Linked DNA regions of Homo sapiens: all the other regions are linked to region 1. A link is an interaction called in ENCODE POLR2A ChIA-PET data of the cell type or tissue named here. Cell type or tissue: CD4-positive, alpha-beta T cell. All regions are shown on one strand.

The links. ChIA-PET counts read pairs that join two places held together with the same protein. Peaks named below come from ENCODE experiments on the same cell type or tissue, not always from the same donor. Only the 100,000 strongest peaks of a DNase experiment are listed, where the experiment ranks them.
Region 2: POLR2A ChIA-PET joins it to region 1 with 13 read pairs; 28 of 35 experiments call an interaction of 5 or more read pairs at or near these places.
Region 3: POLR2A ChIA-PET joins it to region 1 with 13 read pairs; 13 of 35 experiments call an interaction of 5 or more read pairs at or near these places.
Region 4: POLR2A ChIA-PET joins it to region 1 with 22 read pairs; 24 of 35 experiments call an interaction of 5 or more read pairs at or near these places.
Region 5: POLR2A ChIA-PET joins it to region 1 with 19 read pairs; 15 of 35 experiments call an interaction of 5 or more read pairs at or near these places.

Annotation. Positions count from the first base shown.
Region 1 is chr6:30,540,054-30,544,053 of GRCh38, reverse strand. It overlaps GNL1 (G protein nucleolar 1 (putative)), which reads left to right. Exons shown (of 12, transcript NM_005275.5): 12 at 1-2,673. Among named protein-coding and RNA genes, the nearest start is that of GNL1, 14 kb to the left of the region's middle. In CD4-positive, alpha-beta T cell, CTCF peaks have their summits at 2,203 and 2,420 (motif pointing left); DNase peaks (open chromatin) are centred at 33, 1,503 and 2,403; H3K4me3 peaks cover 1,224 bases; H3K27ac peaks cover 2,266 bases.
Region 2 is chr6:30,480,560-30,484,559 of GRCh38, reverse strand. No RefSeq gene overlaps it. Among named protein-coding and RNA genes, the nearest start is that of HLA-E, 6.9 kb to the left of the region's middle. In CD4-positive, alpha-beta T cell, CTCF peaks have their summits at 483, 683 (motif pointing left) and 2,318; DNase peaks (open chromatin) are centred at 689, 2,309, 3,239, 3,829 and 1 weaker place; H3K27me3 peaks cover 1,652 bases.
Region 3 is chr6:30,668,656-30,672,655 of GRCh38, reverse strand. It overlaps DHX16 (DEAH-box helicase 16), which reads left to right. Exons shown (of 20, transcript NM_003587.5): 1 at 1-21; 2 at 1,382-1,620; 3 at 1,704-1,866; 4 at 2,190-2,246. Among named protein-coding and RNA genes, the nearest start is that of DHX16, 2.4 kb to the left of the region's middle. RefSeq lists an enhancer at 1,131-1,729. In CD4-positive, alpha-beta T cell, no CTCF peak of the experiment used is centred here; a DNase peak (open chromatin) is centred at 1,735; H3K4me3 peaks cover 842 bases; H3K27ac peaks cover 132 bases.
Region 4 is chr6:30,595,939-30,599,938 of GRCh38, reverse strand. No RefSeq gene overlaps it. Among named protein-coding and RNA genes, the nearest start is that of MIR877, 14 kb to the right of the region's middle. In CD4-positive, alpha-beta T cell, CTCF peaks have their summits at 2,210 and 2,416; a DNase peak (open chromatin) is centred at 2,428.
Region 5 is chr6:30,719,305-30,723,304 of GRCh38, reverse strand. TUBB (tubulin beta class I) reads right to left here and starts at 2,953. Exons shown (of 4, transcript NM_178014.4): 1 at 2,742-2,953; 2 at 660-768; 3 at 277-387. The coding sequence starts at 2,798. RefSeq lists an enhancer at 2,429-3,327. In CD4-positive, alpha-beta T cell, CTCF peaks have their summits at 300, 499 (motif pointing right) and 1,817; DNase peaks (open chromatin) are centred at 524, 1,244, 1,824, 3,084 and 1 weaker place; H3K4me3 peaks cover 3,244 bases; H3K27ac peaks cover 2,169 bases.

The sequences.
Region 1 (4,000 bases):
GGTTAGAACTGACTACAAAGACACAGGAAACCAAGGGCCCAGTCTCCCCTCCACGCTGAAATACGCACCCTCTTGTCTGGGTCATGTCTACTATGTGAATACTTGACCATGGAGGTCTGGGGCTCTGGTGGCTTCCATAGCTGGCTAGTCTCTTGATGGAGAGAAATCAGGGCTTCTCTCATCCATGCTGGAATTTCATTTAGATGTCAACTTCCAAGTTTCCCTTTTTCCAGATGGGATTATAGTCCTGCTTCTGGAACAGGGTAGCTGTGTGTGGTCCAGGATAGTTCAATTATCTGGCCCTTTGTTCACTTCTTACAATCATTGATACAGTCAACAAAAATTGGTTAAAAACAATATATGCCAGACATATATCCCTGAGTTCTGGGACAATAACCAAAATTGAATAAGGCAATATCCTACTCTCAAGCAATAGAGGGTAGGAATAGAATAATAATAATATAATACAATAGCTCTATAGCAGTATGTAAACTATAAAAGCATTATTTTACGTGTTTCTATTGAACTGTCATAACTAAATAAGATGGTTAGTACTATAATTATCCCAAGGATTCATTCACTCATAGAACATTTGTTGAGCAATTACTACCTGCCAGTCACTTCCAAGTGGTAAGTGAGATAGAAATGGTTCTTTGTGGCGCTCACAATTTATTGGAGAATGGAAACACAATTACAAAAAAAAAGTGTGATAAGTTCTGGGAGAAGGGTGGTACAGGATCCTGTGGGGTAGTGGTGGCTCCATATAGGAGGGACATTGGGATACTGATCAGGAAGGAGTGGGGGACAGGGCTAGAAGCTGCATTAGTATAAAGTTATGTCAGACTGCCAAAACAAAACAAACACAAAAAATCAGTAGTCTGTGGTAAAGAATTGCTATAGGAACAGCCAGTAGGGGCAGTTAAGCTGGTCTTGGTGAATCAGGGGAAGCGTCCTAGAGGAACAGATGTCCATGCTGAGGCCAAATGCTGGACAGGAGTTAGCCAGACAGGGAAATTGCATTCTGGGCAGAGGAGACAGCAAAGGTCAAGAAACATGACAACTTTGGAAGACTGTAACTTGTTCAGAGGCAGAGGGTGCAAAGGAGAAATGAGGAAAGGTGAAGCTGGAGAGGTGGGCTTGGTCCAGCTCTTGCTGGGCCTTTTCAGCCGTGTTAAAGATTTAGACTGTATCCAGAGGGATGTTGAACTTTAAGCCTAAGACTGAAAAGGTGAGAATTGTGCCTTAGATCACTATGGTTGCAGTGTGGAGACTGGTTTGGAAAGGGGAGAAATCAGAGGCTTTTACAGCCATCCCAGGGAGAGAGAATGAACACCAGAATTAGGGTAATGGAAGATGGAAAGAAGAGAAATCGTTTTATGGGTTGCTCAGGAGATAGAATTGACATGTCTTGGGATTGTTTTGCTGTGTAGGGGAGAGAGACAAGTCAAGAGTATACATCCTGTTTCTGACTTGGCAACTGGGTGGGTCATGGGTCTGTTTCCTGAGACAGTTGTCTACAGCCATACCACCGTAAGCGCCCTAAATCTCATCAGAGACAGTTTATGCAAATGGAGCTTGGGGAAAGAGAGGTCGTGGCTGGAGACAGAGATTTGGGCATCATCAACATATAGGTGTGGGGAGCAGAGAAGGCTGAGGAAGAAAGCAGGAAACATATAAAAAGGAGAGCAGGGAAAGGAGCCAGTGAGACAGGAAAAACCTAGTAACGTGGTGTGATGAAGCTAGGGGAGGAAGGAAGGAAGGAAGGGCGGCGTGGAACGCTGCTGATGGGTGGTGGCGGGGAAAATGAACGAGTATCCACCAGCAACGAGAGGGGCCTCCATGGTCTTGGTGGGAGCATTTCTTTGGAGAGGTGGAATCAGAAGCCCCAGATGTCAGAGGGTTAAGGAATAATTTGGAGGAAAAGCGTAAAGGCAGTGGAGGTGAGGAGAGAATTTTCAAAATGTTTGGCAGTGATTGCAATGAAAGAAAAAAATGGAGGGAGCAGAGTATATGCAGTTGAGGAACTTTTTTAGTTTGGAGTGTGTTAACACGATGTTAGGAAGAAGGATCAAGTGAAGGAGAAAGGTGAAAATGCTGGAAGGTGGGGCTTAGTGATGAAACAAACCTTGGGGACAGGTGGGCGTGGTACTGAGAGTCCCAGTGAGGGGAGTGCCCTCAGGCAGGCGCCGGTGGCTTCTGTCACAGGAGGGAACAGCGCTGACATTCAGCTGGTTCGCACTGATACGGCTCAACCAGTTTGTTAAAACATGTCTGTTCCAGTGTCAGTAATATACGAGTAACTGCAATATGCAGTAAAAATTATAAATTCTAATACAAACTCAGTTCAAGCTAATTAAGAGATCGCAACAGCCGTTGGTAAATGGACTTCCCGCTGCATTTGAGAAGCTTTGCAGCGCCATCTGCCGGTGTCGTAGCATCACTGCAGGCTGAGAGGCTGCTTTGCGCCTTCATCTTGAAGCACTCTGAAATTGCCTGTTTAAATTACCTTGGAATCATGGAGTTGCTACTGCTTCTGAATAGTTTAGCTTCTACTTTGATTTTATTGTTAGTGCATTGTCGTTCTTGTGTCAGTAGCAAGTTTCAGTGTTTTAATATTTACAAATACAAAAATTTTTAATAAAATATTAAAGCCAAACTTGAATGAAGAGACAACAAAGTTTGGATATGTTTCTTTATGTGCCTTTTGACATATCATAAATGAGAATCTTTTGATTCCTCAGGAGAACAAAGAAGAAATATTAATGAGCTGCAGCCAGGAATGTTTTCTGTTACTGTGTAAAAATCAGAATAATATGGAAATCATTTGCAACTTTTTATTTTGAAAAATTTCTAACATAGAAAAAGAACAATAAACACCCAAATACTGAAAGATTCAACAAATTCTACATTTTGCCATATTTGCTTTACTAGTTTTTGCCAGCTTCTGTATTAATCGATTTTTCTGTCTACTTATCCATTTTTTTTGTTGTCATTACCTTTTATTTTTAAAAATTTTAACCTTTAATTGTAAATTGGCAAATTATAGTTGTATATATTTATGGCGTACAAAGTGATGTTATGATTCATGAATACACTGTGGGATGATTAAATCAAGCAAATTAACATCTATCACTTTTTTTTTTTTGAGATGGAGTTTCACTCTTGTTGCCCAGGCTGGAGTGCAGTGGTGCAATCTCGGCTCACTGCAACTTCCGCCTCCCGGGTTCAAGTGATTCTTCTGCCTCAGCCTCCCGAGTAGCTGGCATTACAGGCGTCCGCCACCATGCCCGGCTAATTTTTTGTATTTTTAGTAGAGACGGGGTTTCACCATGTTGGCCAGGCTGGTCTCCAACTCCTGACCTCAGGTGATCCACCCACCTCCACCTCCCAAAGTGCTGGGATTACAGACGTGAGCCACTGCACCCGGCCCAACATCTATCACTTTTAAATACTTACTTTTTTTGTGGTGAGAATGTTTGAAATTTACTCTCTACATTCAGAGGAGGGAATATGTTAAAAATGTAAAAAAGATATTTACCCTCAACACTTATGAAATGTCCAAGAATTATTTACTATATTCACTTTGCTGTGCAGTATATCTCAAAGAAAAAGAAAAGCTTATTTTTCCAGTCCAATGAAGCTTTGTAACCTTTAACCATCATATCCCCATTTACCCCAGACCCCCAGCCTCTGGTAACTACTATTCTGCTCTCTCCTCCTTTAAGTTCGATTGTTTTAGATTCCACTTATAAGTGAGAACATACAGTATTTGTCTTTCTGTGCCTGGCTTACTTCACTCAGCATAATGTTCTCCAATTCCATTAACGCTGTCTCAAATGACAAAATTTCTTTTTAAAGGCTGAATAGCATTCCACGGTATATATACCATATTTTCTTTCTTTCTTTCTTTTTTTTTTTTTTTTTTGAGACGGAGTCTTGCTCTGTCACCCAGGTTGGAGTGCACTGGTGCAATCTCAGCTCACTGCAAACTCCGCCTCCC
Region 2 (4,000 bases), 59 kb after region 1:
ACTGTTTGCTGGTCTCAGTTAATTTTGTGATAGAATCTTAGAGGGAGGCAATGTTTGAATCCCGAATGCATTATGAAACTTTGAAGTACCAAGTAAACTAAGCCTCCCATTCACATTGTTTAATTTTAGGACCATGGTCTTCTAGTTTTGTTTTAAGGAAGACAAGTTTGGGGAACTCAAAAGGCCCCAAGGATGGCCATTGAAGATCCAAATTAACTTTGGCGTACTCTACCCATTGATTTCAAAACGTACACAGGAGAGGACCTTAATTTTTTTTTCTTTCCTTATTTATTTTAATTTTTAAAAATAGAGATGAGCTCTTGCTATGTTGCCCAGGATGGTTTCAAACTCATGAGCTCAAGTGATCCTTCCACCTTGGTCTCCCAAGGTGCTGGGATTATAGGCATGAGCCACCGACCATAAATTTTGACCATATAGCTGACAGGAGTCCCAGAAGACGGCCTATATTGGATGCTTTGGAATTTTGGCATCCTGTTCTGCCTCTTATTAATTTCTCGACAGCAAAAGAAAAATTCCATAATCCCTGTGAGGAAATGGTAGAGGCTGGAGCGATTTGTTTTTTAATAGTGTGCCTAGTATAGGATTTTTGTTTTTACTTAGTGGGCAGCCTGTGATCTAATTGTCCATCCTGTGACCATTTTCTCCAGATTTTTCTTGAGACTGGTGCGACCCCTAATGGCAATTTTGTTTATTCATGTACCAGTTTATCCTGACAACAGATAATTTCTCTTTGGGGAGACTGAAGTTTCTCATTGAATGGCGACAATAGCCCAAACAGCTTTTAAAGGGTCGACACATACCCATCTTTTTAGAAAGTAAATTTTGCTCTCAAAAGATGTTCAGAAACAGAGGCAAGAAATCAAGCAATGAACTCAGCATAAGTCTCTTCCAAAGGTAATCTTTCTTCAGGATCACTTCTGATACCAGATTTTTCAACCTAAAAAAAAAAAGACATTAAAGAAATGTCCAAATATGTTGAGTTTATTTGGGAATTAGAATGAGGATTGTAACCTGGGGTGCACTGGTGGATTGCCACTCTGGGAAATATTAGCTTAGCCAGATGTAGTGGGTTGAATGGTTGTCCCCACAAAGATATGTTTCTGTCCTAGTCCCCAGAAGCTGTGAATTTCAAGTTGTTTGGAAAAAAAGGGTCTTTGCAGATGTAATTAAGCTGAGGATATTGAAATGAGGAGATCCTCCTGGATGACCTAGGTGGGCCCTAAATCCAATGAAAAGTGTCTTCCTAACAGGTACACAGAAGAGAGAGTCAGAAGAGGAGAAGGCAATGTGAAGAAGGAGGCAGAGACTGGAGCAATGGGGCTACAAGCCAAAGAACGCTGACCAATGCCCTGGGCCTCCAGAACTGTGAAAGAATAATTTTCTGTTGTTGTAAGTTGCCAACTTTGAGGGCATTTTTGTGGCAGCTACAGGAAGTAAAAATATGGATGGTCAACTTCAACATCAACAGTGGTACATCAAATTGATATAATCTTGATAATGTGTTTGGAGAACAGCACTTCACCTCATCTAAACATCCATAACCATAGTCTAACCATGATCTACACCCCAACTAAATTCAGTTTGAGGGATATTTTACAATATATCTGGTCAGTACTTCCCGATATTGTGAAAGGCATCAAAAATTAGGAAAATCTCAGGAATTGTCACAGACCAGAGGATGCCGTGGAGGCACGACAGAGACTAAATGTAGTGTGATATTCTCCATGGAATCCTGAAACACAGAAAGGACATTAGGGGAACGCTAATGAACTCCAAATAAAGTCTGCAGTTTAGTAATAATAAGGTATGAAAATGGCTTCATTAGCTGTGACAAATGGACCATAGTAATGAGAGATGTTAACATCAGGGGAAACTGACTGTGGAGCGGATGGCAACTCTGTACTACCATTGCAACTTTTATGTAAATTTAAAACTCTTCTAAAATAAAATTATCTAAAAGTAGCAGTCAGGAAAGGATTAAGGAGTGGAAGAAAAAAATGATCAACTTTCCATTTTCCTGGAGTGTTGCCATGAAAAGGCTGGAGGGAGGGTTTGCAAGGAGGAGTTGGAAACCTCAGAGACAGGCAGCTCCAGAGCCCTCCTCTGTTCCGCAGAGCCGGAACCCCGCGCAGTCCAGGGCTTCTCAGAAGGCCTTTCCACCCCCTGGACAACCCCAGCCCCACCTCATTGATACATCCTTTCTGGATCAACAATCTGTGTCTTACTCAGACCACCGCCCCGTCCTCTCCAGAGCAGCTCATCAGAACCCAAGCGTAGAGCGGCAGCGGCCCCGTGTGGCCGAAGGACTGAGGAGAGACACCCAGCTCTCCTGTCCCTTCCCCATCTGGGACCTCCCCAGGTTCCCCTTCGGATCTCGGCAGAACAGGGCTCTGTGCACATGCGGGCGACCCCGTCCCGCGACAGGTGTTTCCTCCCAGTTAGTGGCAGTGGACTCTGACCTCAAGGCAGAGGGAGGTCTGCAGGCCCTAAGACCTGGTTCCCAGGTCTGGGTGGACCCCACAGACATACTGTGCTCCCAGTACGCAGCCTCTCAGTGTTTTTGGAATGAGGCCTTGGACTCCTGAGTCCCTGAAATTTGTTCTGCTGCTTCCAGAGAGGAAGATCCCTCCTCCCCGGAATCCCCTAGATGAGTCTCCAGCCCCAGCACGTTGGGACCCGGGAAGGACATGGCATCGGAGCTGGAGACTATATTGGGTTACAAGGATTTCTGGAATCAGACTGGGCTGAGCATTTGTCCCCAATCCATCGGGAACCCGAGGGCGGTTCCTCCGCCACTACCCGGACCTCCAGGACCCAGGCATCTGAACCTATACCCTATTGGATCCTGGAGGGCGGCCCCTCCCCAGCCTTGAGAGTCCAGGATTCTGGCCCCACCCGAACCCTGAGAGTCCAGGACCCTGGCATCCGGCCTCTTCTTCCCATTTGCAACCTAAGCAGACAGGACCTGCTGTCTATATCCCTTAATCCTGGCCCCCTGCCATCTCCAATCCCTGCTTAAAGGTCCTTGATTCTGGACTCAAATCTAATTTCTGGTCTTGTCGATTGTCCATGACGGTCGCCCACCAGGAGAGGCTCCCCAGCGCGAAACGTGCTGCAGCTGAGCGACAGCGGCGGATTTTGGCGCTTTGGCCCAGACTCCCTGCCCGAAGCGCCCCGGGACTCCGCCCTGGAGACTGCGCCCTGGAGGCTCCGTAGGGGTCTGTCTTCCTCTGCGGCAGGAGGGGGCGCACGGGGATTTCTGCCACTGAGGCTGCGCTCACCACCCTGGGTAAGCCTCTCCCCACCGCTCCCCTGTGGACCTCAAAAATCATATATTGGGAAAATACCGACCTGTCAGCCCCAGACTCAACTTTAAGAGGTTCTGGTCTCTAGATTTATTCAGCCCCTAACTGTTGGTTGAGCATCTACTTTTCGTCAGGCGCTATTCTAGGCGCTTGGGTCAAATCCAAACAGGCACAAATCATGGCTCTCAAGGAATTTACCTTCGGTTGAAAGACGTGGCCAATAAAAAGTCACTGAAGTCAACTACAGGGGTGTCCGAAAATAAAGGATGATTAAGAGAAAAGCAAGGCACGGAAGATGAAAGGAGCCAGGTGCAATTTGAAGTTATTATCATGAGAGTGAGATTTCCCGAGAGGTGCCATGCGAGCTGAGTCCTGAAGCAGATGAAGGAGGAAGCCCTGGGTTATTGGGAGGAAGGGTGTTCTAGAATCACCCTCTGCAGACGTGTGGCTCCGCCGGGGAAAGCACCCAGGCTGCGGCAGGAATGGGGCTGGGTAGGTTTCAGAAGGACTTCCTGAGGCTGGTTGCGGAGATCAGGGTTTGTGTTATCTCCTGACCACTTCCCACCAGTGCCTGGCACTTCATGAAACCCCGAGCTTGCCGGCAGGGTGAGTTGCCTGGTGTGTGGAGGAAGGCTGGGAGAGGAGGAGGCTAAGGTGGGTGCCAGCCTCGACTG
Region 3 (4,000 bases), 130 kb before region 1:
GCCCTGAGACTCTGGAACAAGGTGTCGGCAGGGGTGGGGAGGGGCCCTGTGATTTGTCCCGGTGAGGCTGGCCTAACGGTCCATCGAGAAGTTAAGAAAGCTCAGTTCACAAGCACTTATTCTTTGTCCGTTGTCGCGTAGGTACTGTGCTAGCTGCTGGACGCCCAGCTCAGTGGAGAAGATTGAGGAGGGCTTAGGTGTGTCGGGTTAAGCGCAATAGAACGGTGTTTCTCGAACTCTTAACATGCATCCAAGGTTCTTGTTAAAATGCAGATTGCGATTCAGTAGGGATCTTAGTTTCTGCATTTCTTTCTTTCTTTTTTTTTTTTTTGAGAGACACAGTCTCGCTCGCCCCGTCGCCCAGGCTGGAGTGCGGTCGTAAGATCACGGCTCACTACAGCGTCGACCTCCCTGGTTGAAGCGACCCTCCCACCTCATCTTCCCCGGTAGCTGGGACTACGGGCGCGCGCCACCACCCCCGGCTAATATCTTTTATTTTTATTTTTATTTTTAGAGATGAGGCCTTGGTGTGTTGCGCAGGCTGGTCTCTAACTCCTCAGCTCAAGCAATCCTCTCTCAGCCCCCTCAGAGTGCTGAGATTACAGGCGTGAGCCACCATGCCCGGCCCCCCTCATCTTCTGAACTTCCTTTCAGTCGTTTAATTAACAGAGGGGGCCGGGTGCAGTGGCTCACACCTGTAATCCCAGCACCCCGGGAGGCTGAGGCAGGAGGATTACTTGAGCCCAGGAGTTCGAGACCAGCCTGGGCAACATGGCGAAACCTTCGTCCTACAAAAAAATTAAAAATTAGTTGAGCGTGGTAGTGTGCACCTGTGTTTCTAGCTACTTAGGAGCCTGAGGTGGGAGGATCCCTTGAGCCCAAGAGGGACAGAGTGAAACCCTGTCTGTAAAAAAAAATAAAAAACCCCATTCAGGATGATGAAGATGGGGTGAAGCCATGAGGAAGAAAGAGAATGAATGCTGGTTAGCTGGTTTAAAACTAAGTAATTGTGCCCGGGTGTGGTGGCTCATGCCTGTAATCCCAGCACTTTGGGAGGCTGAGGTGAGTGGATCATGAGGTCAGGAGTTTGAGACCAGCCTGGCCAACATGGTGAAACCTCATCTCTACTAAAAATACAAAAATAGTCGGGCGTGGTGGCATGTGCCTGTAATCTCAGCTACTTGGGAGGCTGAGGCAGGAGAATTGCTTGAACCTGGGAGGCGGAGGTTGAAGTGAGCCGAGATCACGCCATTGCCTGACAGTGGGGCCGGGCCGCGGGGGCAGGAAAGACTAAGTAATTGCTTAAATTAGGAACAGAGCTAAGTGGGAGGGCAGAGATCAGGAGTTGCTCAGACCTCCTTATCTTCCCCTCTACTGACAGGTACCACGAAAGGCAGTGGTAGAAAAGCCAGCTCGGGCAGCAGAGCGAGAGGCCCGGGCCCTGCTGGAGAAGAACCGATCTTATAGGTTACTGGAAGACAGTGAAGAGAGCAGTGAGGAGACTGTGAGTAGGGCTGGAAGCAGCCTCCAGAAGAAACGTAAAAAGCGGAAACACCTCAGGAAGAAGCGTGAGGAAGAAGAGGAGGAAGAGGCTTCTGAGAAAGGGAAGAAGAAAACAGGGTAAGTCAGAAGCAGGGTGAGAGAGGATGGGGCAGGCTGAAGTGTTCTCTATGCCCTTATTTAATCCCCTGGATGGGCTGCAGGGGGAGTAAACAGCAGACAGAGAAGCCAGAGTCGGAAGATGAGTGGGAACGGACAGAGCGTGAACGCCTTCAGGACCTGGAGGAGCGTGATGCCTTTGCTGAGCGGGTTCGACAGCGGGACAAGGATCGGACTCGAAATGTCCTGGAACGGTCAGACAAGAAGGTGAATAGGAGCAGCATGTTCTGTAAATCCCCAAGATCCCAGGGTGAAATCTGAGGTTGGCTGTGAGTGCAGAGATAGTGATCTCTGGGAAGACAAGGGGCTGTCTCTAGTGAGATGTTCACCTCTGTGGTGAGAGAAGCCCTGTGCATCCTGTGGCTAAGACAACTGTCTGCTGTACCTGCAATCAGAGAGATTCCTCACTGAGAGGGGACATTTTTTGTGTTAGGGCGCATCTGAATGATCCTTGTGATTCTAGAGGGGAGCAGCTGTCAGTGTGGGGGCTCTTTGGCCTCACACCCCTCCATTCTTGTTTTTTCTTCTAGGCTTATGAAGAGGCTCAGAAGCGCCTCAAGATGGCCGAGGAAGACCGGAAGGCCATGGTGAGTCCCAGGGCCTAGGGAGCCAAGATCAGAAGACAAAAGGAAAGACTTTCTGATAGAGTGTATAGGGAGAGAGGATACAGAGGAAGCACAGTGTGGATGCTGATGGGGTGGTCAGGTTTCTAGAAGAGGGGCTTGGTTGTTAGGAGCCAGCTGAGGATAGACTTATGTTGTTGAGGGAAGGATCCTTCTTAAGTTGTAGGGGGAAGGAGGCTACCCATAAGTCCTCCTTGACTCTTAACTTTAGGATCAAATATACTCTATTAGTGAATGAAATTGTGAGCTTTCCCTATTCCTGAGTCCTAATGAGATATGAGGCAGCTGGAATGTTGTCAAGAAGGTTGCTGGAGGGCAAGGGCAGGGCAGCAGTCCCACTGTACAGGGATGTGCTGACCATTCAGCTTAGGCACACCATCTCCAAATACCTTCCCACCACCTAATTCCTGCACCCCTTATGTGGCTTTGTGATCTCCCTGTGTCTTCTCACTGGACAGGGACAGAGCCCTTGTAATTCATAAACTGGACTTTTTATGGTGTGAAACTAGGTAGGGTAAGCTGTTTTCCAAAGGCCTGGTCTTGTCAAGTAAAGTCACACTTAGATTCCCCAATACCCCAATAGAATTTTGAGACTCTTGAAGTTCCTTTTTTTTTTTTTTTTTTTTTTTAAACCTTTTTTCTTTTTTTTGAAACGGGGTCTTGCCCTGTCACCGAGGCTGGAGTGCAATGATGCGATCTCGGCTCACTGCAACCTCCGCCTCCTGAGTAGCTGGGATTACAGGCGCACACCACCACGCCTGGCTAATTTTTTGTACCTTTAGTAGAGACGGGGTTTCACCATGTTGGCCAGGGTGGTCTCGAACCCCTGACCTTGTGATCCACCTGCTTTGGCCTCCCAGAGAGCTGGAATTACAGGCGTGAGCCACCATGCCCAGCCTTCTTTTTATTTGTTTTGTTTTATTTTTTATTTTTATTTATTTATTTTTGAGATGGAGTCTCACTCTGTTGCCAGGCTGGAGTGTGGTGGTGCGATCTCAGCTCACTACAACCTGTGCCTCCCTGGTGGAGGAATCAAGCGATTCTCCTGCCTCAGCCTCCTGAGTAGCTGGGACTACAGGCCTGCAGTACCACACTCGGCTAATTTTTTGTATTTTTAGTAGAGGAGATTTCATCATGTTGGCCAGGATGGTCTTGATCTCTTGACCTTGTGATCTGCCCGCCTTGGCCTCCCAAAGTGTTGGGATTATAGGCATGAGCCACTACGCCTGGCCGTTTTTACTTTTTAAAATTCATTTATTTATTTTTTTGAAACAGAGTTTTGCACTTGTTGCTCAGGCTGAAGTGCAGTGGCGTGATCTTGGCTCACTGCAACTTCCACCTCCCGAGTTCAAGCGATTCTCCTGCCTCAGCCTCCAGAGTAGCTGGGATTACAGGCATGAGCCACCTCGCCTGGCTAATTTTGTATTTTTAGTAGAGATGGGGTTTCTCCATGTTGGTCAGGCTGGTCTTGAACTCCTGACCTCAGGTGATCCACCTGCCTCGGCCTCCCAAAGTGCTGGGATTATAGGCGTGAGTCACCACGTGCCCGGCCAACTTTTGGAGTTCTAAGAATGGCCTACTGGTTCCCAGGTCTCTCCTGACCAATTTATCTCATATCTCTTCCTGAAATTGACTGTGGTTAGGCTTCTGGGACATCTCAGTGCAGTTGTGGTGGTAGTGGTGTTACTGTTTTGGCCTGAATTTAATTTTTCGGGTTT
Region 4 (4,000 bases), 56 kb before region 1:
CATAAAATACTCTAGGATACAGAGTAGATCTCGGCCACAGGGCTCTTTCCTGGTTTTCATCTTTCTGAGTCTTCTTTAACACGCCTCGTGTGTGTTCCTAGAACAGTCCTATCCTGGCTATCGTGCCCTCTAGGATGTGTTCTTGGTCATCTTATCCACATTCTACAGATAAGGGAGGAAATCCTGAGGATGCTGGAGTCAGATAAAGGCCATTGTCCCAGCTCTACCTCTCTACAGCCTGGGTGACCTTAGCCAGGTTAGTGTTGGGTATCAGTGGCTCATGTCTGTAATCCCAGCACTTTTGGGAGGCCGAGGTGGGAAGACTACTTGAGCCCAGGAGTTTGAGACCAGCCTGAGCAACATAGGGAGACCAGGTCTGTACAAAAAATACAAAAAATATTAGGCATGGTGGCACATGCCTTTAGTTCCAGCTACCTGGGAGGCTGAGGCGAGAGGATCACTTGAGCCTGGGAGTTCAAACTCACAGCTATGATTGTACCACTGCAATCCAGCCGGAGCAACAGAGCAAGACCCTGTCTCAAAAAAAAAAAAAAAAAAAAAAAGCCAGGCATATTGGGTCATGCCTGTAATCCCATCACTTTGGGAAGGCGAGGTGGGTGGATCACCTGAGGTCAGGAGTTGGAGACCAGCCTGGCCAACATGACAAAACCCCGTCTCTACTAAAAATACAAACATTAGCTGGGTGCCTATAACCCAGCTACTCCGGAGGCTGAGGCGGGAGAATCCCTTAAACCCAGGAGGTGCAGGTTGCAGTGGGCCGAGATCATGCCACTGCACTCCAGCCTGAGTGACAGGGCAAAATTCCGTCACAAAAAAACAAAGGGTAAGTATAGACTGCTCTTCCCAAAGTGGCTCTGGCCAGGCATGGTGGCTCAAGCCAGTAATCCGAGCACTTTGGGACGCCAACATGGGAGGATCACTTGAACCCAGGAGTTCAAAACTACCCTAAGCAACATAGGGAAGCTCCATTTCCCCATTTCCGCGCCTGGCCTCCACTCTTCTTAAACCAGAAATTAAAGCTGGGCATGTTGGCTCACGCCTGTAATCCCAGCACTTTGGGAGGCCCACATGGGACGATCACTTGAACCCAGGAGTTCAAAACTACCCTAAGCAACATAGGGAAACTCCATTTCCCCATTTCCGCGCCTGGCCTCCACTCTTAAACCAGAAATTAAAGCTGGGCGTGGTGGCTCACGCCTGTAATCCCAGCACCTTGGGAGGCCGAAGCAGTTGGATCACCTGAGGTCAGAAGTTCGAGACCAGCCTGGCCAACATGAAGAAACCCCATCTCTACTAAAAATACAAAAATTAGCTGGGTGTGGTTACTGGCGCCTGTTATCCCAGCTACTCGGAAGGCAGGAGAATCGCTTGAACCCAGGAGGCAGAGGTTGCAGACTGCACCACTGCACTCCAGCCTGGGCAACAAGAGTGAAACTCCATCTGAAAAAAAAAAGAAAGGATACATCACTCTGGGGGGAGTGTGTGTGGCAGATATGGGGCAGTTGAAGATATTAACATGTTTTAACATGTGGGTTGAGAATGGCGGTTTTCAAGTCTGTTAGCATTCATCAGGATCATCTGAAGAGCTTATTAGAAAACAAATCTGGGGCCGGGTGCAGTGGCTCATACCTGTAAACCCAGCACTTTGGGAGGCCAAGGCGGGTAGATCAGGAGGTCAGGAGTTCGAGACCAGCCTGACCAACATGGAGAACCCCCGTCTCCACTAAAAATACAAAAATTAGCCGGGCGTGGTGGCGCATGCCTGTAATCCCAGCTACTCGGGAGGCCGAGGCAGGAGAATTGCTTGAACCCGGGAGGTGGAGGTCGTGGTGAGCCGAGATCGCACCATTGCACTCCAGTCTGGGTAACAAGAGCGAAACTTGGTCTCAAAAAAAAAAAAAAAAAAAAGAAAGAAAAAAAAAAACAAATTTGGGTTGGATGCAGTGGCTTATGCCTGTAATCCCAGCACTTTGAGAGGCCAAGGCGGATGGATCACCTGAGGTGAGGAGTTTGTGACCAGCCTGGCCAACATGGTGAAATCCCATCTCTACTAAAAATACAAAAATTAGTCAGGCATGGTGGCTCGCGCCTGTAATCCCAGCTACTTGGGAGACTAAAGCAGGAGAATCACTTGAACCCGGGAAGTGGAGGTTGCAGTGAGCAGAGATCACACCACTGCACTTCAGCTTGGGTGACAGAGCCAGACTCCATCTCCATCTCAAAAAACAAAAACAAAACAAAAAGAAAAAACAGACAGATTGGGGGTAGGGTCCAGCAAAATTCTGATTTAGTAGGTCAGGATGGATCCCGAGATATGCATTTCTAACAAATTCCCAGTTGCTGAGGCTGCTACACTGCCCTGGAATACGTGTCTCAGCTGTATTTCCAGCATTGGCCACATGAGGGGGCAACAATGTTTTATCAGTATCTGAAAGGCCTCACTGCATGTAGGCCCAAAGTGGGTAGTTTTACCTTCCCCTTGCCCAGGCTTGGTGTGTGTGGGCGGAGGTGTTCAGGTCAGTCTGTTGTTGCTGTGTGCACTGGGAGAAGACCTGAGAAGACATAATCTAAGGACCAGGCTAGGGCGTGAAATACCAAAGAAGTATACAGCTCAAGTGAAAAAACCCAAACATGTCACAACCTAGTGGTCACAACTTTGTGTCTCTTTCTGCTTCCATTTACTGCCTGCTTCTCACCTTTCTTCTATCTCCTGCAACAAGCCACAAGAACCTTAAAAGAGAGCTTAAAGTTTTTACTGTATTTTAAGAATAAGCTCGGCCGAGCGCGGTGGCTCACACCTGTAATCCCAACACTCTGGGAGGCCGAGGCGGGCAAATCCCAAGGTCAGGAGATGGAGACCATCCTAGCCAACATGGTGAAACCCCGTCTCTATTAAAAATACAAAAATTGCCAGGCGCGGTGGCTCACGCCTGTAATCCCAGCACTTTGGGAGGCCGAAGCGGGCAGATCATGAGGTCAGGAGATGGAGACCATCCTGGCTAACAAGGTGAAACCCCTTCTCTACTAAAAATACAAAAACTTAGGTGGGTGTGGTGGCGGGTGCCTGTAATCCCAGCTACTGAGGAGACTGAGGCAGGAGAATGGCATGAACCCGGGAGGTGGAGCTTGCAGCGAGCAGAGATCGCGCCACTGCACTCCAGCCTGGGCGACAGAGCAAGACTCTGTCTCAAAAAAAAAAAAAAATTAGCCGGGAGTGGTGGCACGCACCTGTAGTCCCAGCTACTTGGGAGGCTGAGGCAGGGGAATCGCTTGAATCCAGGAGGCAGAGGTTGCAGTGAGCCGAGATAACGCTACTGCATTCCAGGATGGCGACAGAGCAAGACTCCGTCTGAAAAAAAAAGAAAGAATGAGCTCATTTTCTTTCAAATCATTTATGAAAATTCGGCCAGGCGTGGTGGCTCACGCCTGTAATCCCAGCACTTTGGGAGGCCGAGGCGCGTGGATCACCTGAGATCAGGAGTTCGAGAGCAACCTGACCAACATGGTGAAACCGTCTCTACTAAAAATACAAAAAATTAGCCGGGCGTGGTGACTGGTGCCTGTAATCCCAGCTACTCTGGAGGCTGAGGCAGAAGAATCGTTTGAACCCAGGAGGCGGAGGTTGCAGTGAGCTGAGATCGTGCCATTGCACTCCAGCCTGGGTGACAGCAAAATTTCATCTCAAAAAAAAAAAAAAAAAAAATTCAAAGAAACCTGTTTTTTTTTTTTAGACAAGTTTCACTCTTTTGCCCAGGCTGGAGTGAAATGGCACGATCTTGGCTCACTGCCCCCTGGGTTCAAGGATTCTCCTGCCTCAGCCTCCTGAGTAGCTGGGATTGTAGGCACCTGCCACCACGCCTGGCTAATTTCTGTATTTTTAGTAGAGATGGGGTTTTACCATGTTGTCCAGGCTGGTCTCGAACTCCTGACCTCAGGTGATCCACCCGCCTTGGCCTCCCAAAGTGCTGGGATTACAGGT
Region 5 (4,000 bases), 180 kb before region 1:
GGTATGGAAGATACATGATGTTTCCATCTTTCAACTTTTCAAATAATTCCCTCGGATGTATCTTCTTTCTCCTTCACTGTGATATATTCTCCCCCTACTGCCCCATAATTTACCAGCAATAGTAGGCACTACCTCTACCCTCCGTTAGATTTCAGAACACATTTCTGTATTAGCACTCCAATACAACAATCATCTCCTAACTTTTGCTGTGTCCTTGCACCCAAATAAGTTGAACACGATGGTATATCATCTGCTAATATCATCTGTATAACTCACCAAATACAAAGTTGTCTGGTCTAAAGATCTGGCCAAAAGGACCTGAGCGAACAGAGTCCATGGTCCCAGGTTCTAGATCCACCAGGATGGCACGAGGAACATATTTGCCACCTACAGAGAATAAAGTTAAGAGCTGTGAAATCTGGCAGAAGGGAAGGTTTATAGATATACTGGAAATGGGAGACAGCAGGGATCAGAGACTTGTCATTCCAGGTCCCGCCACCAGGTGGCAGCAGACGTCTTTGGCCCCGACGGTGGTTCACGAAAGGGACAAAATGACAGATTCACCCAAAGGGGATAAGGCGTGCCCAGAAATGGAAAGAGATCCCAGATAAGTGGGAGACAGGGAAGGGAACCTGAGCTGCCCGGGCTCCTGCCCTTACCTGTGGCTTCATTGTAGTACACAGAGATGCGGTCCAGCTGCAGGTCGCTGTCCCCGTGGTAGGTGCCGGTGGGGTCGATGCCATGTTCATCACTGATCACCTCCCAGAACTGCCGAGGGGGAGCAACGAGACCACAACAGGTCAAGTCCCAGCCAACTATGTCCCCAACTACCATTTTATTTCATCTTTTTCTTAATTTTTTTTGAGACGGAGTCTCGCTCTGTCACCAGGCTGGAGTGCAGTGGCGCTATCTCGGCTCACTGCAACCTCTGCTTCCCGGGTTCAAGCGATTCTCCTGCCTCAGCCCCCGGAGTAGCTGGGACTATAGGCGCGCACCAACACGCCCAGCTACTTTTTGTATTTTTAGTAGAGACGGGTTTCACCATGTTGGCCAGGATGGTCTAGATCTCTTGACCTCGTGATCCGCCCACCTTGGCCTCCCAAAGTGCTGGGATTACAAGGGTGAGCCACCGCGCCCAGCTTCTTCTAATTTTTAAGACAGGGTCTTCCTGTTGCCCAGCCTGCAGTGCAGTGGTGCAATCACGGATGACTACAGCGTGGAACTCCCAGGCTCAACCGATCCTCCCATCTCAGCCTCTCGAGTAGCTGGGACCACAGACGCGCGCCACCACGCCCAGCTAATTTTTTACTTTTATTTTTTGTAGAAACGTGGCATGGGGGAGGGTCTCGCTTTGTTGCCCAGGATGGTCTCGAACCCCTGACCTGGAGGGATCCCAATTCGCCCACCTCGGCCCCACATCTCCCATTTTAATTCCACAAGCGCTCAGGCCGTTGTTCTAGGGCATGGCATCCCGTGGGCCTGCCACACCCTTCCCCTAGACACTCGCTCCCCCGAGAAAGCCACAGCTTTCCCTGCTCTGGATATGTGCAGCGGGTCCCAAGTGCTCGGTGGGCGGATGGAGGTCGACCACACTTCGATAAGCGCCGCTCTCCTTCCCCCAAGCTGGGCACCGCCCCACCGCGCGGCGCACAAAAGGCTGGGGGTCTGAGGAAAGAGCTGCCGCCGCAGTCGACCACCCCCCCCGCCCTCCACGTGACTGCGGCGCACGCGCAGGTCGAGCCGCCGACAAAAGACTTCGCGCGTGGGCGGGGCCAGGGACAAAAATTCCGCGCGCGAGGGGCGGGGCCCAAGGTAGCGCGCCCCTGCCGGCGGGCAACGCCGCATTGTCCCCGCGCGCCCACGGCGCCCCGGCCCCGCCCCGCAGGGCCCCGCCCTTCTGCTACAACGTAGCAGCCGCACTTCCTCCCGCCCCTCCCCCGCTACACTGTAACCGCGCGCAAAAAAAAAAAATCCCCCTTGGCCTCGGAATTTTTATTCCTTCGCTACATTTCTACCCCTTGATTTAAAGGATTCTTTCTCTCCCATTAAGTCCTGAGGGACTCATTAAAGAAAACCACACACCCCCATTTTCTCGACATATCTGTTCACGCCCTAAAAAAGTCTCTCTTAGGGGCCATGAAAGCAAGTAAAATTAATCCCGTTCTTATTCTCCTTCCACCCAGGAACAAATACAGGACCGGCCCTCTGGGGTCGCGGGCGCGTTGGGGTCCCTGGTCTTTTGTGAAAGGTAGCGCCCAGCGCAGCCCACCCTGGCGCATCGCCCCCCACCCTTGCGCTGGAGCTCTCTGCAGCCGCCCGATGGCCTCACCCCTTCCCGCTCCGGTTTGGCCCTAAGTACCCCGCAGGGGGGTTGGGCGGGATGCACATGGGCAAAACCTCGCCCCGCTTTGTCTGCGACCGTTTCCGCATCTCTCTCCCTGCCCGGTTCTCGGACCGTTAGAAGCCCTTTTAAGTAACATCTTATAAGTCCTCGGTCTTCCCGCCCCCAAACCCGAAGAGCCCTTTTACTAGTTTCTCCAAAATGTGCCTGCCAAGAAAAATGATTCCCAGCTTTCCAAAGGCAAATGCTAGCTACAATTGTTATATATATAAATGTAACAAACTTGAGAGGGGCAAATCTTGATTAAGGATAGCGGGTGCAAATGCCCCACAACCATTTTTTCATAACTTACCTGGATTTTTCCTTGTAAAAAGAAATAAAAGAGGTGTAAAATTCTTACCTTGGCACCGATCTGGTTGCCACACTGACCAGCCTGGATGTGCACGATTTCCCTCATGGTTAAAATTTAATTTTTTTGCTCGCCTCAAGGTATGTATGGGGCAAGAAAATAAGTAATTTTTTTTCTCCGCAGGTCGCAGGCTGGAAGGTTGGAATGCGCCCCAGAGGCTGGAGCAGCGAGGTGCAAACGCGACGGCAGGAAGGTTCTGAGAGGGAGAAAGGAGAGGGGAGGGCGCGGAGGGAAAGCAGGCTGGGCGGGGCGCGCGTGCGCCGGGGCTGGGAGGCGGGAGAATCGGCCCCGCGCGCGGTAGGGAGACAAAGCCTCATCGAGCCTGGCCCTGATTAGTCGATGCCGGTCATGTACCAGGCGTCCATTGGCCTCTGAGCCAGTGGACGAGCGCAGTCCTCTTTGGGAGTTGTAGTCCCCTATTGTTGTCCATGCTGCAAAATGAAGTGACGAATGGGTGGGTACCGGTTTGGTTTTCATGGGGTTTTTGTTTTGTAAATGAAAAACGACCTTGCGCAAGATTCCTTTCCTCTATGCCTGAGGTTTTTGTACAAAAAGTGAGCAGTTCTTGGGGGTACAGGAATTGAGAAGTCTGGGGTTCCAGAAGTTGGGTGGTGGGGAAGACACGCCCTGAAAGCTCCCAGCTGCAGTACCTCTAGGGGAGAAAGGATTGCTTAGTTCAGCGAAAAATGGGGAGAAGTCTGGCACCGTGCTCTGCCTCCCCTGGCCTTTGGTGACCCAAGGCATGAACTTCAGTAAGCTTCTGCTCCCTCAAATACTTCAAGAAGGGAATCGCCCTCTTGCTATTTCCTTGGAAATTTTCGAGCCATTGTTTTGAAAGAGAAACAAAATTGCAGCAAGGGCTTTTCAGGATAGCGATGTTGTCTGGAGAGTATGTTCAAAGAATAAAATAGTTTAGAGAAACCGACATCGGGGATTTGTGAAACTAGAAGTCTCCTACGTGGGTAGGAGATCTGGACCTTAGGGCAGACTTTGAAGACACCTTGGTCTTCTTGTCAAACAGGGAACTATGGAATGAGATGCCTGATAGATTTTCAGTTTTTTCAGCCTGCCTCTTTAGACATGTTAATGAAGTCAGTGGTTTTTCAATTCGCTGATTTCACTGACCAGGTGGCCGCCACTGCAACTCTGCAAGAGACCCAGTATTGAAAAACGAGAGAGGGGTAATTGATGGGGGAAAAATTGAGTGGGTTCAAGACGGAGTCCATCTGCTTCTTCCCATAGATTTATTA